Linked DNA regions of Homo sapiens: all the other regions are linked to region 1. Evidence: read pairs that join two places in POLR2A ChIA-PET (ENCODE). Cell type or tissue: CD4-positive, alpha-beta T cell. All regions are shown on one strand. Region 1 overlaps LOC124902787 (a long non-coding RNA gene). Region 2 overlaps ETS1 (ETS proto-oncogene 1, transcription factor). Region 3 overlaps ETS1 (ETS proto-oncogene 1, transcription factor). Region 4 overlaps ETS1 (ETS proto-oncogene 1, transcription factor).

Region 1 (5,000 bases):
ACACATCAATTACTTCCCTGACAGCCTGAAGGCAGTGGAGAAAGGGCTTTGTCTATGCCTAGAATATTACCTCCTTTCATCGTTCATCCCAGCTTCGATGTTCTTCATGATGTGAAGGTGGAGGAAATCAAGGTGCTTTCTTCATATCTGAGTATGGAAATTCCATTTCTGTGAAGTTTGAAAATGATTGGGTAGAAGTGAACTCCTAATGTGAAAAGGAAAGAATAACCCTTGCATTAGCATGCCCTTGGTAACTTGAGTCTCTTCAGTGAACCTCACCAACGTTCATCAGGACAGAGGGAATTATCAGCCTATTGAGTGGAAAGGTTAAATGAGTTTTATCATCTTCTCAGTAAGATGACAATTCTGGTGTCAGGTTTCATTTTGGTGATGAGTATCACTGTGGGGAGGGACAGCAGCATGCCCACGGCCTCTGGGGCCGCCTGCCTGAGGGGCAGCCGGGCAGAAGGACGTTGAGAGGGAAGGTGATGAGTTGGGGAGGGAGGCAGAAGGCACATTGTGCTCTCTGCTCCAGAGGGATGGTCTCTGCTCGCATGAGAGTGTCTGTGAGTTGCGTTGAGTTTCAGAACAACCTCTGCCAAATACATTTATGTCAATACAAATTTATATCATCCAACACAACACTACCATGAGTCAAGCCAATATGGAGTTCAGAACTCTTTTGTAAAAAAAATTAAATTTGTTTTCTAATTGCTTTTGTAAGGGAAGGGATGATTAAGGCTTCATATAACCAGACTCCATAGCTGATATGCAATAAATTTATGTTGAGTGAAAGAATACTAATTGAACATAATATTGTAGAATTTGATTTCTTCCTTAAGACCTTGCTACTCCAACTGTGCTCTGTAGATCACTAGCATCCCATTATCTGCAAAATTGATACAAAAAAATGTGAAATCCCAGGGTCCACTCCAGACAGATTGAATCAGAATCTGCATTTTATTAACAACAAATTCCACAGATAATTACACATCCATTAAAGCTTCAGAAGCACTGCTGTAAAATGCAATGCCCATAGTTGGATGGTTTCCACCAGGTGAATAGTAATATCTTTCGTGTTTGTTAAGCTTAATTATATTTTTTTTAAAAAGCTCAGATCTGGATAACTGGAAGAAGTATATAGCACAAAGCCTATTCATATTTTTTCTAGAAAAAATGTAGGTTTTAGAATAATTTCGTGATAAATCTCTCATTTCTACTTTTATTTGTTGTTGTTTTTGTTTTGTTTTGTTTTTTTGAGACGGAGTTTTGCTCTTGTTGCCCAGGCTGGAGTGCAATGGCACACTCTCGGCTCACTGCAACCTCCACCTCTTTGGTTCAAGCGTTTCTCCTGCCTCAGCCTCCTGAGAGTAGCTGGGATTACAGGCATGCGCCACCACGCCTGGCTAATTTTGTATTTTTAGTAGAGACAGGGTTTCTTCATGTTGGTCAGGCTGGTCTCAAACTCCCAACCTCAGGTGATCCACCCACCTCAGCCTCCCAAAGTGCTGGCATTACAGGCATGAGCCACCGCGCCTGGCCTTATTTCTACTTTTAAATACTACTATTTATCTATCAGCGTGCCTGAGTCCCTTAAAAGGTTTTGAGCTCTTGGAAAGTAAAGATCATATATCAATAATTCCTGTATATCCCTACAATTTTACATGGAATAACTACTTTTAAAATGCGTATTGAATAGACAATCAAACTTCTAGGTAAAAACAGATATTCTGTCTCATAAACACTGAACACTCTCTTCAAAACACAAATCATAATTCATAATTATATATTTCAGTGTCTGTTTCCTTAATGTCTTCTTCTACTAGATAATAAATTATATGAGAACAAGTCAAGGTTTGTCTCATTCACTCTTGTATTGCATTTGCCAAATTGAAGAATGTGTAACGGTAAGTTCAGGTGTTTCTAATGCTTAACTTAGCCAAATCAACAGGTGCTTTCTCCTTTGAGAAAAATCTTATTTACTTTATACAAGAATAATTATAACAATTGTCAGTTTCTGCCTGCTTCACTGCTTAGCAGATTGAAAATATCTATTACCTCCAAAAGGGGCCTAATTTGGACTTCCCTTGCTCCATCTACCTTCTCCCTCAGAAGGAAATTGTTTTCAATTCTCCATAGTAGAAACTCTCAGTTTCAAGCTCCAAGAACTATCAGTTGTTTTTTTTTCTCACTCTCAGAAGTGCCTTCCTCAAAGAAAGTCATACAGTGCCCACCCATCTGCAGCAGAGCCTCAGTCCCCCAACTTTTCTGCCACCCAACAAATAAGTGTAGCGCCCATCTGTCTGCAGCAGAGCCTCAGTCCCGCAACCTTTCTACCCCAAAACAAATAATGCATCTCCCCTTTTGTTTTTTGTTGGCACACAGCACGTCCTCCTGCCCGGGGCTTTGGTTCACACTGCTCTGGTGTGTGTGCATGAGTATATGTTGCTCTGTGTTTTGTGGTGTTTCTTTAGCAGCCTCTACCATTCTGTGGGTGTTTTCTCGATCCGAAGTGGAACCACTGAGTCTATGACACCCGCTGCTGTTTGTGCAATTCTCTGCAAAAATGGCTTCAAGTGTTACCTTGCCTGCTCCACTTCGGGGCAACCACAATGATGAACAGGCACGAACTTCTTGACGCATGCACTTCACCTCCCTGACAGGGCCCGATAAGATCAAATAGCAGGGCTGCAAGTGGTCTGACAGGCTCGTTGTGCCATGTTCAGAGAGCAGAGGTGGGTGAGCTGAAGGCCCCTGCCACACTCCTGCCACGGGGGCTTGCTTGGGCTGCAGTTAGCCCCGGGAGGGGCTGACCTCAGAGGTGGGAGGCACAGTTGAGTTTCCAGAAGAGTCGATGGGTGCATTTCAGGGGTAGAAATCAGCCTAGAAAACTTTCCTTTCTAGGGCCTAGGTTTCTTCCTTTATCTTGTCACTGTGGTTGTTTATTTCCCTCCTTGGTTATTTCTTCCCCACAAATCACTATAATAAGAACAATTTCACACGGAGTGAGCATTCACATGGAGTCAGGTTCTTTGCCAAGTCCTGTACATGTTTCCTCTAAGCCACCTCTCTGCTCTGAAAACAGTTCCCTCTCTCTGCTTCTGAGCTCATGAGGGGAGTCACTCAGGTGTCAGCATCCAAACCACAGGGAGAACTCGTTGACCGACCCCACGGCCTGGTTCGGGGGGCGGTGCATGTGGTGATATCTCTGATAGGCATTTCATGTTTTCATCTTTCATGTAATAAGGATTCCTTGTGACTCAAAGGAGAAAAGAAACCCTCGACTGGGACGGATTAGCTAGTAATCGTGTTGTGAGCAGGGATTATTAGGATCTAATCTTTATTGCAAAAGTCATATTCAGTGAACTCTGAATGGCCTGATGGTTCAACACTCACTATCAGGAGCCTGAGAACACGCAGCATGAGGATCCTGTGGAAATCATTTGTATATGGGGGCTGCTATAAGATCTAGTGTTGGTCTAGTGGCAAGGAAAAGAAAACTGACTGGATCCAGGATATGCAACAAGTCAGTGGCACAACTAGCAACGAAAGAAAGGTGCCGGGGCAAGGGAATTATTTTTTCCATAACTCTATAAAAGACACCTATTCACAAGAAGACACTACTCATTTCATTTCTTTCCAGAAAGGTGCTGAAAGGCAAAAATTACCAAGGGGCAAGCCGAGAAAGCTCTAATAGAGAAATGTCATTATGCTCCAGGTTCCTTAACTTTTAATGAAATGTTGCTGGTTCTGTTTCACAGGTAGAGAATTGAAGCCTCTCAGAGGTTAAGGAGCTTGCTCAAGGTCACTCAGCAAATAAGTTGTGGAGTTGCAAGGGGAAATGCTGCCAGTTCTGACAGTCTCATCCACACTGCCTCCTCCTGTCTGAAATGCAAAACAGGCAGATGAGGCTCCAGCTCAGATTCATGAAAGCTCATAACCGGCCTTAGTGTCTCTGGCTGTCCATATTCCCAGCCTGTGAACTGAGCCCTCTTTCCTGGAGCCTGTTTGGGCTGGGAAGCTGTAGTCATTGCTTGGCCTTTCTCCTTAACCACAGATGGTTGGCCCAATATAAACTGCTTATTGTTTTTGTTTTTGTTTGCTTTCATCTCCAGAGTCAGGGAAATGAGTGCTCCTGACATTACCTTGTCAGTAACTATGAAAGCACCCTCTGCCCATCTTCAAGTTCCAAGGAAATCCGACAACCATTATAGCAGCCTTAGTGGCAGCAAGAATAAAATCAAGAGTCCACAAACCAGGCAGAAGGATCATCCAGTTCCCAAAGTCAGTCAAAGCAGCAGGAGGAATGACAAAGTTCTGGCAGGCCTGTGGGACTGCTTACAAGATTTTGATACCCCAGAGCCCAGGAAGGTGAATTTAGGGATGCTTAAGGAAGCTGCTGTGCCTAGACAACCCTGGCTCATGCGGGAAGGGCAATTCTGGCAGAAGGGAGCCCTCTCATCTCAATCTGTCTGTGTTGCCCCCTTTTTTCCCACCCTGCTTTGGGCTCTCTGTGTCAGCTCTCAGTTGACCTGCTTCCCTTCTTCTAGTCTGGCTGGAGCTGCTAACTCAGTGCTGCTCAGAGTGGCTTTGGGGCACTGGTTATCCCTGTTGGAACAACAGCTTTCAGACTTTATTAAGTACCTAAGCTTCCAACCCTGAGCAGCAAGCATACCATCTCCAAACTTCAGCATCCCGGCTTCCAAAGCTCCAAAGACTAGACCAGCCCACTCAAGGTCATGCCATCCTCCAGGGAACTGTTTGCTTGGCCAGAAATCACGAGTGAGGAGAAAAATGAGAAGAGAGCGTGGGGGCATCAGCAAGCCCCCACATTCTTGTCTTCTTCTAAACACCAAACTTGTTGCTGTCACAGTTTCCTTTTCTTCAATAAAGAATAAGACAGGAGCCACTTACATACACATCAGAAAACAGAGTCACCTCACGGTCTCTCAGAGGCCACCAGTGCCTCTCTCCTCCCAACACTCCTCTCTTTTAGAGGT
Region 2 (5,000 bases), 160 kb before region 1:
TCTTTGTTCCTTCCCTATCTGTTCATTACAGAGGATGTGAAACCATATCAAGTTAATGGAGTCAACCCAGCCTATCCAGAATCCCGCTATACCTCGGATTACTTCATTAGTAAGTTCATTTCTACCCCTCTTCTCTCATGATAATAGCAAACTAGGAAAAGACCCCTATCTCAGTGAATCTCAGGCTCCTTCATGGTAATTCTATCAAAAATAATATCTTCTTAGATGTAGACTCTTCTTTGTTACTTTATTTTATTATTTTCCACAAAGCACAAAGTTTCAACCTATATATATGTTTCATTAACCTACCAAGTTCCTACACACTAGGATCCTTCTCTGATGTCTTCACCTGAAAGTCATGCAGAGAGACTGCAACTAGACCCCTAAACTTTTGTTCCTATTTGATACTGTGCACTACGATGGCCAAAAGAGGGTTGGGTTAGGGATTTGATCTTGGTCTTTGTTCTTTCCTTTTTACTAGTGGAGATAACAGCATTTCCTCCAAAATCCTTCTTTAAGAGTGTGCTATGCAGCTTCAAATTCTATTATAGGAAATACAGTCTTCTCCTTTTTCGTGTAAGATACCCAACCATACTGAAGAGATGGCCTGAGGGAAACAATGAATGTAGGCCTGTTGCACTAATGTAAGCTCTGAGATATAGGACCATCTTATCTGATGGCTGTGCTTTTACAGGGAATATGAAACAGGTTTTATTTTTTTCGTTTTATCTTTTTACGTTATTACAATTTTTATTCCAGTGACACAATGATATTAACTACTCTGTGTCAAGAGCTTATTGTGTGGGGAATGTTGGTGGGCATTTGACCTCTATCCTCATTTCATCTTCATCACAGTGCTCCGGGAAAAATCGCAATCACCCCCATTTTAGAGATGAGGATATGAAGTCAGGAAATCAATTACCTTGTCAAGGGCTAAAGCTGTTTAGTAGTGGACAAGGTTAAAAATGCAAGCTTTTCTGATTTAAAGTATTTTCCCTTATTCTCTAAGGAGCTTGTCCCACATCATAGGGCCCTGTAGATGGTGAAAACTGCTTATTTTAGGTACAAATCTCTCCTCTCTTTACTTGCAAACCCTTTGTTTCCAGGCTATGGTATTGAGCATGCCCAGTGTGTTCCACCATCGGAGTTCTCAGAGCCCAGCTTCATCACAGAGTCCTATCAGACGCTCCATCCCATCAGCTCGGAAGAGCTCCTCTCCCTCAAGTATGAGAATGACTACCCCTCGGTCATTCTCCGAGACCCTCTCCAGACAGACACCTTGCAGAATGACTACTTTGCTATCAAACAAGAAGTCGTCACCCCAGACAACATGTGCATGGGGAGGACCAGTCGTGGTAGGTCATATTTCTTCTCTAAAAGCTCTTGGGTTTACAAGAATTACCTGACTTTGTGAGTTTTTTTCAGGTTCCATTTTTTTTTTCTTATTTATTAGACCTGTAGATTCCTCAGTTTCAGCCTTCCCATCTTAGAGTGTCCAGATACTAAGAACTTTCCATCGTGGTGTTTTAGCCAAGTCCATTATTATGACAAAGGCCATGGGGTCCACAGTGAAATCAAAATCAGGCAATCTAAGAAATTAAATATCTTACTTGGGCAAAATGTTTTACTCAATAACTCTAGTTGAATTTGGTCATTTTGAAAGGTATGCTCTATTTTCCTTGAGGAGGACATAATCAAGTAAAAATGGTTCAAGTGGCCACCCTGGAAAACCCTTAAGCTTAGCATGTGTCCTGGTGCTCCTCCCAGAGGACTCCTGGGTCTGACTGTAGATCCTAGCTGGGTACCTGGAATGACCTCTGCTGGCCAGCCTGGGATCTTTAGCCTCCTGTGACTTTTTCGGTTTGGGAAGATACAAGATGGTTAACCAACGGTTTATTTGGAACCAGTCATCAGCAGTGTGGTGAAGTGTGTATTTAGCTAGAGGACCAGGGACGGAGGTGGCCAGGGGTTTCCAAAAGAAGGTAGTTTTGTTAACGTGACTATTATAATAGTGATAAAATATTCACTGTCAGGGAAGAAAGTGTTTAAAAATAGAGCTGGGTGACATAAAGCAAAAAAGGTAAAATGCACCCAATTTTTAGGAACAGGACATAAACACTCAGAGGTACAGCCTACCTAGTAAAGTGTCCAGATTGTTTTGTTTCTGAGAAAAATGCAATCTATTGTAAGAAAGGGTTTGTCTATTTAGCAAGAGCTAGATGATTTCTAAAAAGGTGAAAAACCTGACTTTTCTGGTGGGTAAATGGGAAAGAATTATAAATGGGAAGAGGAACAGGAGAAAGCTGATCAAGCGGGGCTTGGGTCAGATGTCAGGCTGGGGCTGGCCTATTAGTGATTTCTGCTCAATGACTGACCATATGCGGTGCCTATTGTGAGGCTCTTGGAGGAGAGCCCAATGGTACCTTTACTTTGAAGAATCATGGGTCATGCCCATTGTCGTCTTCTTCGAGTATTCAGACTCACACTTCCTCCTAGCAGGCCTAGGGATCACCAACAAGCCCTGCAGAGGGAAAGTCCCTGCAAAATCAGAACCCCTAATCTTCCTTCTTAAGGCCCCAGGGTGTTAGTGTTTCAGACCGAAGGGGATGGGTGGGACCAGTCGGCCTTCCCCTTTCTGGCTCTTTTTTATTTTTGGGTGCATGTCTATTTAAATACATACACACAAGTGTGTGTACATGTGTTTCTTTTTTATCAGGCGAGTCAAAGCATTAAAACGACTTTCTTCCTTGTGGGACTTTCTGTACATCTACACAGTGAGGCCAAGCCTGTGGGTTTGGGCTCAGCCATGTTGTAACTTTGGGTCGATCTCCTGTCACATTGTTTTGAAATTGCATCTGGCTTTGCATTTGTGTAATTGTCTCTTTCCCTCTCCTTTTCTTCATTCTTGGTTTTGGTCCCTACCACCCCTCCAACCCCAAACTAATGACTGTGGACCAAAAGTGACCCTTACAAGGAGACATGAGGTATTTCTTTCTGGCTCCACTCTTCTTCCCTCCCTCCAAGTTCAGGCCACAGAAACTTGAGGGGAAGACCATTTTGTGCAGGGCTGTTTTCTGCATGTTAGAAGTGCTGCAAACAGGGCCTATGCAAAGGGCCAATTGATTCTGAGATGCTGTGATTGGTCTAGACCGAAAGCATTACTGTTAGCTGATTGTTATTTATACTAACCATAGTACAGTATTCACGGGCTGCATTACAGCGTACAGAGTGCTTCTATGCCCCACTTATTTGGGCCCTAAGGACTGTCTTTGTACGAGTCTACTCAGTGGGTGGCTGGGTGCTGCCGCATCTTCTGTTTTGAGTGCTCTGAGGTCTGTTTGGTGGACTCAGATAGCTTTGGAAGGAGCTCGCCGAGGCCCTTCTCAGAAAGGCTGGCTAGTGGACAGTTTAGAGAACACAGGTTTCCCTACATGAGCGCAGCAGCATAACTGAGTATCTAATCCAGTTGGATTCTACCCATTTTTGGAGAAAATACCCGTAAATGAAGGTTCCCAGCACCAGGGTTGTGAAATCGAGCTAAAATGAAAGCTGCCTACCGCTGTAAACCACAACTCTCAACAGGGTTGCATTTGCCTCATGTTTGGGGGGTTGCCAGAGACTGGTTCTGGCTTGGTTTAGTCCCCTTGCTTAGTGGGACTCCTTGGAAACTCTACTATCTTGCTTGTGAAAATTCTGATGTCCTTTTTCTCCAAGTATAAAATTGGCTGATAGAAATGGAATCATTTCAGAGAGACTTTAGCATAAATACTATCGACTTGGTGCGGTGTTGATGAAAATATAAATTCTCCTTCTTAGGCTTTTGGTATGTTTGTCTCAAAGAGAAAATAAGTGACCATGAAGATCAGTAGCTGGTATGAACAAATACCTTTTTATGAGACGCCACAGAATTTCCTGTTCTGCTAAAACAAGGCTTTGACATTCTGGTTGTAGGCTGTTTTCTTAAATCATTTAGTGTGAATTTCTTGAAAGAAAATTAAATGATCTCTAAAAAGGTGAAAAAGATGACTTTTCTGGTGGGTAAATGGGAAAGAATTTTTAAGAATTATAAAGAAATATATATTCATTTTTAGTAAGAATGAAGAGGTGCCCTTTTGCTAGTGGACTGGGTGGGCAGGGCTGATAACTCCATGAAGCTCTTCAGTTTGCTTTCCAGAGATTACCCTCCTCTGAATGGATGAGTGGAGGAAGGAATGAGATGAAACGGATGACACCACCTTTCTGTTTAAAGCAGTTCCAGAGGGGGTCAGGATGTAGAGAAAACCCACAGCAGTGGATTTTACAAAAAGTACACACTCAACCGAATACATTTTATCCGGATCTTTAAACAATGTTGGGAGCAACATATTTTCCTATATATTTAATTTAGGTTTGGGCATCTGTTCATGTTTGATGTTTATTGTTTTAACCAATCTCCGCTGTCATGGAGGGAAAAATACACTGGAGGCACACTAATATGAAGTTGTATAAGTCAGCCTTATTCTGGGATTTGAAATTTATAGATCAACCACCCCTGAACAATTAAGAGTTGACTTACGGATATTTCTCCGTAAACATTTGTCACATCCCTTTGCCTTTTGGCCTGTGCTGAATTGAGGTGACCATCTAGTCTCCTATGATTTAACTTAGGTTACTTGAAAAGTATCTGAAAGTTGCATATAAAAACCATTCCTGCGAGCCTTTTTCGCTCTTAGATTCATTTGTTTTCCTCCAAAACTATTTTTTTTTTTTTTTTGCTAGCCTCCTTTTTAGTGGCATTTTTGCCAATGGAAATTTCTCCAGGAGCTATTGTGCAATCATAGCAGCTGTTTATAACCTGGTTTGGGAAATTAATGAACTTGCATGATCTTGTGGTCAGTTAAGAATGCCTTAAGCAACTCACACAGTAAAGGATTTCTGACACTGCTGTGGACCTTAACTCTTTAATAAACCTTTTAAATATTGCCTACACTTTTCCAATGAAGTTTAAATTTCAAGTACAT
Region 3 (5,000 bases), 180 kb before region 1:
TCCCAGAAATTGCAGTTACCAGGTGTCTGCCTCTGGAAATGGCCCGTGCCCAGCCTCTCCCACGGTCGGTCTCCCAGTGAGCATCGCGGGGCTTCCATCTCACAAGGATTTCCAGGTGGCGGAGGTGGCTGTGGGAGATCTCATCCTCTCGTCTTCCCTTTCAGTAATGCCACCAACTGCCAGGGGCGCCATCCTGGACACCTTGCCCGCCTTCTGTCCCTCACGCCCTACACCCAGGACATCTTACGTGCACTCCTTCCTACCCCCTCCCCTAGTGCTTCTGGACCCCGCTAGTTCACTCACTCTGCATTGCAAAACCTTCCGCTTCAGCCGTGATCCCAGCACTCATCGTCTGTTGTGAGCATATAGCTATTGCTTCTGTACTTAGGCGGTGTTTGCTTCTCCCACTAGAGGGAAACTCTGCCTGAGGGATCTATCACCAAGGTATTCATTGTTGGGCTCATAGCAGTGGGCCAGTAGCTCTTTCTCTCTCTAACATTTACTTTTTTTTAAATTGAGATATAATTGATATAACATAAAATTTACCATCTTAAAGTGTACATGTCAGTGCATTCCAGTACATTCACAGAGTTGTGCCATCATCATCAACGTCTAATTCCAGAATGTTTTCATCACTCCCAAAAGAAGCCCCATGCTCATGAGCAGTCAGTAGCTCTTTCTGAAAAAAAGAATGCTGTCCAGCTGGGATGTGAGGAGAAGGGCTCGTATTCCTGATCTGGAGCTTGGAGCACACACCTGGGGGAGCGCTGCATCTCCCCAATCTCAAGGGACTTTTTCAGTCCCTCCTTCCTCACCACTCAAGCCCAGGGTTTATTCTGAGGGCTCATTGGTTAGGCTCCACTGTGTAGTGAGCTAGTGTCGTCTGGACAGAGATAATGAGCGCTTTCACCAGCTGCATGCAGACAGTTCAGTCCGGGGAGCTTGGGGCTGTGGTGGCTGCAATTTCCTAATGGCTTCCTGATGAGGCAGAGCCATTTATTAGCAGCGGATGAGGGCTGCACATCCCAGTCTCTCCCTTTCTCACCTACCCAGGCAGATGGAGAGTGGCTTAAGCTCCCTCCGCCTTTTGCATTGATCACTTTTTGTCTGCTCGCCACCCATTGGTTGGTCTCGCCCATTGATCTGGAGATTGGGTCTGCCTGGCGACTTACCACCCTCTTGGGCTTGCTACTGGGAGAGGCGTCTGAGGCTGTCTGCCCTGGGTCCGTGTGGGCGAGACTCTGGGGCAGCAGCAGGAACAATAGAATGCTGAAGATTGGGTGTTTGGGGCCATTAAAGAGAAGCCCATTGGGAAGGAGAAGAAAAAAATCTGTGGGGTCTAGAAGAGATCACAATGAGGTGGATCTTTCCTGGAACCCTTAGGTCTCTGCATTCCGACTGCATTTGCCTTCACAACTAGAGCTGCTTGTGTTACTTCAGGCCATGGCCTTTCTGGGGGTCAACAGATAGCTTCATTAATTAGATAGATCAGATTCAACTTACTGGCCAGTGCCCCTGATATTAAGTTCTGGCTTTGTCAGTGGGGTTTGTTGTATTCCCTCAACCCTATCACCATGGCTCAGTGACCCTATTTGGAATACCAGCAGGACTAGAAGGGTAGTGGTGTAAAACCTTTAAATGATATGAGGCACTCTGCCTTTCAGTGCTTTTTAGATAAAGGTTCATAGATCACTGAAGTTAACTGCAGTCTTCACTCTTTCTGGATTGACAGGAATAGCACCCTCAAATTTCAGAGCCATCAGACACCATGGTATCATGCTATCGGAGTTGACTGTTGAAAGTTGCTTAATATCCCTGGTATGCAACAAGGATCTTTGCTAGGAGGAAGCTTTTCCACCTTAGAGTCTGACCATTGGTATTCCAGACTTATAACCTGAAATAGGAGTGGATAGCATCATGAATCTGTAAAATCCCATCATATTTATTAGATCTTTGGATGGCTCATTCCTCTGTGATTCTTAATAACTTGGGGAGGAGTAGTGTTTATCCAGAATGATGAACCAGGACTTGATAGTAGTGAAGATATAGGAGAAAGCCTCTCCCTCCCAGTCCACTGTTGTAAGTAAACAGCAATGATGTAGAGGAAAAAAAAATCCTGAGAGGGAGCCAGAGTTCTAGAATTAGTAACCAGTGACTTAAGGCAAGTTGATGTCACCTTGAGCTTCATTTTACCCACCAGTAAAAGAAAAGGTTTGAACTAGATGACATCGAAAGCGTCTTCTAATTCTGTATTCCAGGAATAGTGTAAGACCCCTGACCAGTGGCAGAGCTTGGCTCCTCCTTCTCTCCACTTTTCATCCATTTTATAACTATGTCTGGTTGCAAGGAAAGAGAACATCCCTCCAAGGAGTTGTTAAAGTTTTATAGCAAATTCTGTAAATTCCTCTTTTCTGCTTTTTGGTCCTGGATAAGGCTTTATGCATCCTATAGCTATAGTGAGGGCGGGATAGAGGGACAGAGGCAGGGAAATGTGTGAACACACCAGGAGAGGACTCGGGCTGATAGTTATTGCTCCAGGCCATAAAAAAGGCCAAAGCCAAAGAGATATAGAGGCCAAAATTATAGATTAGGTAGGTCTACACAAACCTTGGAGTAGGCTCGTATGATAGGTTTAGCAGTGAGCGTAATGGTTTAGGGAGCATAAGCATGCTCCCTTCAAAGCTTATCTCTCTAGGCCCCTCCTTTTTAGTGCAGGAAACTTGAGCTGGGTCCCCACAATTATTGCCTAAATCCCCGAAGTCTCAGGATTTCTGACTCCTCATTAGGGACATATATTTAGATTTACTGCACTGTGTGGGGCCTGAATTCCATTAGATGTGCCATGTTGGGGCGGCACCATCGGTTTTTGGTGTGTTTAGCTGGCGTGCTGGTATTTTTTGGAGCCTGTGATAGGCAGAGGGACGGCCATCTCATGTGCTTACCAACATGCTCAGGGTGGGGATTTCTGCATCTTCTCTGATGTCAGCCTTGCTTTAGGGTAAGAATGTGTGTCTCTCTGCCTTCTCCTGACTCCTACCATGTGGTTCCCATGTGGCTCTTGTGAATTACACTGGGATGATTCAGCAGGGCCCTTAGAGAAGGGAATAATTAGTCTGTTGGGAGCAGGGGATAGGGGAGGAGTCAAGGAAGCAGTGTTTGAATGAAGTACCGTACCAGGTCAGGTGACCTATAGATCACTCACTTAGATCTTCACAGTTTGGTCTATTTTAGGTGGTCCAATGTTTCATCTGAATTTCAGTCTCCACCATTTGCATAGCATGAAAGATGTACTAGTATGTTTGCTTGTTATGGGCTTGTGCACATTATCTGTTGTCCTGGTAGTTCAAGTTTATGAGCGCACCCTCCAGATGGTCTGGACCCTGAGCATCTTGACACACTTATGAAGTTGATGAAGAGCATGTGGGGCTGGGGAAGGAACGTGATGCATCCCTTTTAACCATTTCTTGGCTCCTAGGGTTCGTTGGCCCTAGCAGTATCCAGCATGTGCCTGCTCTGTGCTTAAAATTTTAAGTTATAAAACATTTAACTGTTTGCTACTAGTTCCCTCCCAATGGGTTGACATTATCTGGGATGTTGTCTGTAAAATATTTTAAGCTATTTAAAGGAAAAAGAGAAAAAAAATCTTATTTAGATTTGTATATCTCCTTACATGTTGGTTTTCCAGGAACAAGGTGGGAAGTTAGTGACAGGAACTTGAGGCATGAGTGGAAATCTGAAGTTACTGCTCAGGGGATCTCTTTGTTGAGCCCTGAATTTCTTGCCTCTGGGAGATTCCAGCTTTGCACGTGGGATTCTTAAGGCTATAAGGTTGGACTGGATCCAGAGGGTGCAGTTGCTTACTGTTGGTTGCGCATTAATGCTAAGGGCTGTCGGTGGAAACTCACAATGAAGGCATGCAGGAGGAGATGCCTGCAGGGGCTCACGGCCTGTGCCTCCCTCCCTGTTCCTTCCTCCCCAGCCCAGGCTCTCCTCATGTTCAGTTTGGTGTCTGTCACAGGCTAATCTACTGGTGGCTCTTTTTAGTAAGGCTGTAGGAGGATTAAGGATACAAGTAACACAGTTTGGGAAGGATTAAAATTGAGTATCTCTCCAAAGCCATGTTAGAGCAAAAGATGAAATTCCAGAAAATAGAGATACCATCAAAAAGGGGCTGAAATAAAGGGAAGAAGAGATTGTCCCTGAGATGTAATGCATACATATCTGTGAATTTCAGCTCTTGGCCTCTTTATTTGTCTCCAAAGAAATGAGGAGGGAACTTTCCCAGGGAAAAGCTCCTTTATAGTGCTCCTAAACATGTATAATTAACAGACCTAATAAGACTGTTGTTTCAGAAACCATAGAGTTGACCTCCATCGATTGGTTATTTTTTCCTTGGCGTTCCCACCTTCCTGCAACCTCTGTACAGAGAGGCCTTAATTGCTTTGGGCTGGGCAGAGCAGCAGTTACTTTTCTCATCTCTCCCTTCTCAGCAGTGGCTGTATTTTAGCAGAAGGCAAGCAAGCTTAAGAGAACCTCTAGGCTAAGAAGCAACTATACGAAGAAAAAAGAAGCCCATTTCTAAGCAGGCAGCCTTCTTGGTGACCTCATCTTCCTCCCAACTTGGGTCCAGTTGGAGCTGTGCATACAGGGCAGACTTCCAGTTCCTCCTGTCTGGGACTAACAGTGGCAGATATAAATAGACCAAGACTTTGTCTGTAGCCATTGTTCTCTAACTGCCCATTGTTTCTAGAAGCAAAGCAATGCTGTGGCTGCAGCTCTCTTTCTCTCTCTCTCTCTCTCTCCACCCCACCCCCTTTCTCTGTCTTTCTTTATTTCACTGTACAGGGGTCTGAATTCCAGCTCAACCATTTGTACTATCAGCCACCTTTCACTTGCCAGATGCTTAGAAACTCGAGGGGAGAACTGGCTCCACAAGTGGGAGACCAACTGAATATTGTAACCTCATATTTTGATTCCAGTAATGCTTTTGTCTGAGTCTT
Region 4 (5,000 bases), 140 kb before region 1:
AGGTCCCCTTATCCCTTGGAACATTGCACTCAGTCAGGCAGTTTAGATGCCAGGCCTTTGGCCTGGTCCTGTCCAGGGGCAACGTAGCATTGAGATGAAGAACCTGGGGATGGGCTGCATGGGTTCCAGTCCCGGCTACTCCACTGCTGATCTAAATGGCCTTGCAGTGTGTCAGTTTTCTCTGCTGTGAAGTGGTAGAAACAAATAGCACAACAGTTGCATCCACCCCACAGAATTATTGGGAGGAATGAAGGAAACGAGTGTAGAGCGTCACTCACAGTGTCTGCGGCGTAGTAGGTGCACCGTCAAGCATAGCACTCATTAGTTTTTCTCTGTCAGGGTCTAAGGCAACCCCCTCTCCTCCGAGGCTTCTTTTACATAGCTTTGGGATAGAATGGTTTTCTTCATGTCTCTCTTCAGTCTCTATAGTTATCGTGAGTTTCTCCAAGAAACCTATTCTGTGACCAGGGCTCTGGCAGCTGCATTTCTTGAGAGCGATTTGCTGTTTTACTTCTTTGTGCCTGTTAGGATGGCTTCTCAGTGGATTCCTCTGAGAATGTCACGGTTAGTTTTGTGAGCCCAGGCAGAAAACAAGTAGCTCATGACTTTAGGCAACTCCCAAGAAACCTGCAAATGTCCCTGAGTTGAATACGAAACGGTTTTTATTGAATGAAAGTAGAAACAGAGGAAGCTACGGCTTTACCAGTGCGGCCCTCTGGGCTGTTGTTCGAATGTTACTTTATTTTATAGGCATTCACTGAGCCATTTTATTGTGGAATACATGTAAGGTATTTCTTGCAAGATAGTTTTAAAGAGCTAATGGTCCATTCTCAGAAAGAGGAGGTAGAGCTATTTCATGTTTTCATATTTAGCGTGGCAAGTGCTGAGAGGAGCCTTGGAAACCACCATTAGGAAGTTGTTACTGGAGGAGGACTTCCTTTGGCTGTGGGATGATAGCTCGTGTCAGTAGCTGTTTCTTTACTTCATTGGAGGTTGCCCTGGTCCTTTGAGTCTAAAGGCCTGGGTACTAGACCCAGAACCACCATTTCGCTAACCGTGGCTCAGAGCAAAGTCACAGTACTTTGCTGAGCACTTTTTCTGCACCATTAGAAAGGAAGCCGTAAGACCACTTGTGCCTCTCCTTACAGCAGAGGGTTGGGTGTGGATTTTAGGAGCAAGCACAACGATGCATGTGAAAATGTCTTGTAGAAATATGAGATACAACAAGACATTACCCTTATGGATTATGAAGGCAATTTCTTTTTTAGATTGAGAGGGAACTTAAAGTTTGTTTCCTGTTAAATCTCAGTTTACTTTGGATCAGACAAATTTGCAACTCCGGTGAAAAATTAGAGCCTTAGTGAGCAAAGCTTTCCTGTAGGAGCTGGTGCTTCCTGGGCTGTATCCAGAGACATGGACTGGGTCTTTCCCAGTCCCGCTCTGCCCAGTTTGTTTATGTTATAAGGGGCAGTGTAACAAGAAGCATGGACTTTTGAACCCCTATTTGTCTCTCCACCGACACCTATAAATTAAGAATCACTGGTGGCATTGTCATTTCAGATGAGAAAAGTATCCTCAAAGGAAATCGGTGTGATATAAACCTTTTAGCATAGAATAAATTGACTGTCAGAGTGTTGATGGCTAAGACAGAGAAGTGTGTGTGTGTGTGTGTGTGTGTGTGTGTGTGTGTGTGTGTCTAATTTAGAATATACTGAACCTATGCAGAATTTCTGACAGTCCTCATCTGACCCCTGAGGATTTTCTGGGTGGCACGTTAATTCCTCAAATAGTAATGATGCTTTTTTTTTTTTTTCCTTTGGGTGCTTTCCTGTAAGTGGACTGGAAGGGCAGGGTGGTGGCAGTGGAGAGAAATATTATGACTGAACAGATATTTAACATCTATTTCCTTGTAAGAGGGCCGGAGGATAGTGATCCTTCTTACTCACAAATCAGGGGCCACAGGCTCCCTACTACAGAGCAGTGCTTATGAGCCATAACTTGTGTTTGGAACTGGCAAAGACATTCATTCCTTCGTTAATATGTTTCTTACTTCTGAAGGCAAAAATAATGACTTAGTTTTTGCAGGTGTAAAAGATTATGCTGCCTTAGAATATCCCAGAGGATAGGCACAGTGTTCTCTTTCTAGAATTTGTTTAGCAATAAAAATGAACCGATCCTTAAGTTAATCAAAATAAAGCACTTGACACATTTTCTTCCATGCTTTTGTTTTATAGGGAGGCCTTTGTCTTTTCTATCTGTTCGAGCTCATAACACTTCCTCCGACATGTGCACTGTCTGTTGCCTTCATTTTCTCCTGGCTGGATGGGCTGAGAGAAGAGGGATGTGGGAGTGCCGTGTGTGGGGATTAGCTGCGTAGAGTGCTGAATATCTGGTGTAATGATTCACAATGGCTTGTGTTTCTAGGCAGTGGACCAATCCAGCTATGGCAGTTTCTTCTGGAATTACTCACTGATAAATCCTGTCAGTCTTTTATCAGCTGGACAGGAGATGGCTGGGAATTCAAACTTTCTGACCCAGATGAGGTAAGGAAGGAGGGGCTTGCGAGTACTGTGTTGAGGAAGGATGAGAGAAAACTCCTGGAAGGGGTGGCGTGGGCCTGAATGACGTGTTCCAGGATTGGGATTCCCAGCTCTGCCACTTGCCACCCGGAGCAAGCTAGGTAGCCTGTCTGAGCTCCAGGTTCATTATTTGGAAAATAGAGAAAAGATCTATGTTACCCCATTTGTCTTACAGGATTAGCTGATAGAAGGCATTAACGTGCCTGGCAGTAGGTCAGTTATCACCCATAGAGCTGCCTCCTGTGACTTAGCCTCTTCCTAGCCCGGTGGCTCTGTGAGTGTGAAAGGGGCCAGACAGTTCAAGAGGCCTTGGGAGATTGGCTCATTAGTTTCTTATTTCATTACACACATGTTTATGGAGTAGTGGTTCCGTGCCATGCCCAATTCTGAGGATAAAAAACAATGAACAGGAGAGACAACATCTTTGTTCTGGCAGACATGAGAAAATATTTGTGCCCTGGTATGGAAAAAAAACACTTCCTGTTGATGAAAGGCAGGTATGATTGCAGCTCAGCTCCTCCGCTTCACACTTCCCTGTTAGATTTCATGCTTGCAAAGCAAGGAGATTTTACTAATAATATGCGGAAAGAGGAGAATGTATAGTGTGGCTTTTTGTTTGTTTTTTAAAGTCACATATTTAATCCTAGTTCAGGGTCACTGTGTTTTCATCAACTTAAAGAATCATTGTGACTCCCATCCTTGCCCAACCCATGAAAAATGGAATTCAGGAGATAGGCCCGAAAAATATTTTCTATATCTACATGAATCTCAAATCATCTTACTTGAGCATCATGGGTCACCATGAATGGGTATAGCATAGGCATAGAAACATATATATTTGGCCTGTCTTGTAGATTTTTGCCTACTCCTCCTTTATTTTTCTTTTTAAATTTCAGGTGGCCAGGAGATGGGGAAAGAGGAAAAACAAACCTAAGATGAATTATGAGAAACTGAGCCGTGGCCTACGCTACTATTACGACAAAAACATCATCCACAAGACAGCGGGGAAACGCTACGTGTACCGCTTTGTGTGTGACCTGCAGAGCCTGCTGGGGTACACCCCTGAGGAGCTGCACGCCATGCTGGACGTCAAGCCAGATGCCGACGAGTGATGGCACTGAAGGGGCTGGGGAAACCCTGCTGAGACCTTCCAAGGACAGCCGTGTTGGTTGGACTCTGAATTTTGAATTGTTATTCTATTTTTTATTTTCCAGAACTCATTTTTTACCTTCAGGGGTGGGAGCTAAGTCAGTTGCAGCTGTAATCAATTGTGCGCAGTTGGGAAAGGAAAGCCAGGACTTGTGGGGTGGGTGGGACCAGAAATTCTTGAGCAAATTTTCAGGAGAGGGAGAAGGGCCTTCTCAGAAGCTTGAAGGCTCTGGCTTAACAGAGAAAGAGACTAATGTGTCCAATCATTTTTAAAAATCATCCATGAAAAAGTGTCTTGAGTTGTGGACCCATTAGCAAGTGACATTGTCACATCAGAACTCATGAAACTGATGTAAGGCAATTAATTTGCTTCTGTTTTTAGGTCTGGGAGGGCAAAAAAGAGGTGGGTGGGATGAAACATGTTTTGGGGGGGGATGCACTGAAAATCTGAGAACTATTTACCTATCACTCTAGTTTTGAAGCAAAGATGGACTTCAGTGGGGAGGGGCCAAAACCGTTGTTGTGTTAAAATTTATTTTATTAAATTTTGTGCCAGTATTTTTTTTCTTAAAAATCGTCTTAAGCTCTAAGGTGGTCTCAGTATTGCAATATCATGTAAGTTTGTTTTTATTTGCCGGCTGAGGATTCTGTCACAATGAAAGAAAACTGTTTATATAGACCCCATTGGAAAAGCAAAACGCTCTCACTGAGATCAGGGATCCCAAATTCATGGGACTTATATAAGAAGGACAATTAATGCTGATTTGGGTACAGGGGAATTATGTGTGTGAATGTCATCTACAATTAAAAAAAATTAGCACATCCCTTTACTTACTTGTTATCAGTGGATTCTCGGGGTTTGGACTTAATGTTGAGCTAAGAAGCATTAAGTCTTTGAACTGAATGTATTTTGCATCCCTGGTTTTGGACGACAGTAAACGTAGGAGCACTGTTGAAGTCCTGGAAGGGAGATCGAAGGAGGAAGATTGACTTGGTTCTTTCTTAGTCCTATATCTGTAGCATAGATGACTTGGAATAAAAGCTGTATGCATGGGCATTACCCCTCAGGTCCTAAGAAATAAGTCCTGAATGCATGTCGTTCCAAACTAACACTCTGTAATTTTTCTTTTATGTCTTATTTTCCAAGAGTCCTCCATTTTTTGCACCCCCTCACCGCCAACTCTGTTATTCAGTAGAGAGAAGTGTACGGCTTTCTGATTGGTGAGTGAAAAAGTAACTTGAGACACGACCTAAGTTGAAGAGTTTAGACTT

What was found. ChIA-PET counts read pairs that join two places held together with the same protein. Peaks named below come from ENCODE experiments on the same cell type or tissue, not always from the same donor. Only the 100,000 strongest peaks of a DNase experiment are listed, where the experiment ranks them.
Region 2: POLR2A ChIA-PET joins it to region 1 with 10 read pairs; 6 of 35 experiments call an interaction of 5 or more read pairs at or near these places.
Region 3: POLR2A ChIA-PET joins it to region 1 with 26 read pairs; 7 of 35 experiments call an interaction of 5 or more read pairs at or near these places.
Region 4: POLR2A ChIA-PET joins it to region 1 with 48 read pairs; 10 of 35 experiments call an interaction of 5 or more read pairs at or near these places.

Annotation. Positions count from the first base shown.
Region 1 is chr11:128,322,447-128,327,446 of GRCh38, reverse strand. All of the region lies in intron 1 of LOC124902787 (a long non-coding RNA gene), which reads left to right. Among named protein-coding and RNA genes, the nearest start is that of LINC02098, 120 kb to the right of the region's middle. RefSeq lists an enhancer at 2,089-3,223. In CD4-positive, alpha-beta T cell, CTCF peaks have their summits at 3,472, 3,673 and 3,873; DNase peaks (open chromatin) are centred at 2,616 and 3,866; H3K4me3 peaks cover 474 bases; H3K27ac peaks cover 4,906 bases.
Region 2 is chr11:128,481,178-128,486,177 of GRCh38, reverse strand. It overlaps ETS1 (ETS proto-oncogene 1, transcription factor), which reads left to right. Exons shown (of 10, transcript NM_001143820.2): 6 at 32-109; 7 at 1,107-1,355. Among named protein-coding and RNA genes, the nearest start is that of MIR6090, 39 kb to the left of the region's middle. RefSeq lists enhancers at 2,631-2,700, 3,071-3,120, 3,301-3,380. In CD4-positive, alpha-beta T cell, no CTCF peak of the experiment used is centred here; DNase peaks (open chromatin) are centred at 2,547, 3,247 and 3,597; H3K4me3 peaks cover 2,275 bases; H3K27ac peaks cover 5,000 bases.
Region 3 is chr11:128,501,809-128,506,808 of GRCh38, reverse strand. All of the region lies in intron 3 of ETS1 (ETS proto-oncogene 1, transcription factor), which reads left to right. Among named protein-coding and RNA genes, the nearest start is that of MIR6090, 18 kb to the left of the region's middle. RefSeq lists a silencer at 2,961-3,255 and an enhancer at 2,961-3,255. In CD4-positive, alpha-beta T cell, no CTCF peak of the experiment used is centred here; DNase peaks (open chromatin) are centred at 388, 878, 2,138, 2,938 and 2 weaker places; H3K4me3 peaks cover 4,938 bases; H3K27ac peaks cover 5,000 bases.
Region 4 is chr11:128,461,052-128,466,051 of GRCh38, reverse strand. ETS1 (ETS proto-oncogene 1, transcription factor) reads left to right here. Exons shown (of 10, transcript NM_001143820.2): 9 at 2,425-2,543; 10 at 3,476-5,000. The coding sequence ends at 3,691. Among named protein-coding and RNA genes, the nearest start is that of MIR6090, 59 kb to the left of the region's middle. In CD4-positive, alpha-beta T cell, no CTCF peak of the experiment used is centred here; DNase peaks (open chromatin) are centred at 271, 941 and 2,971; H3K4me3 peaks cover 1,485 bases; H3K27ac peaks cover 4,238 bases.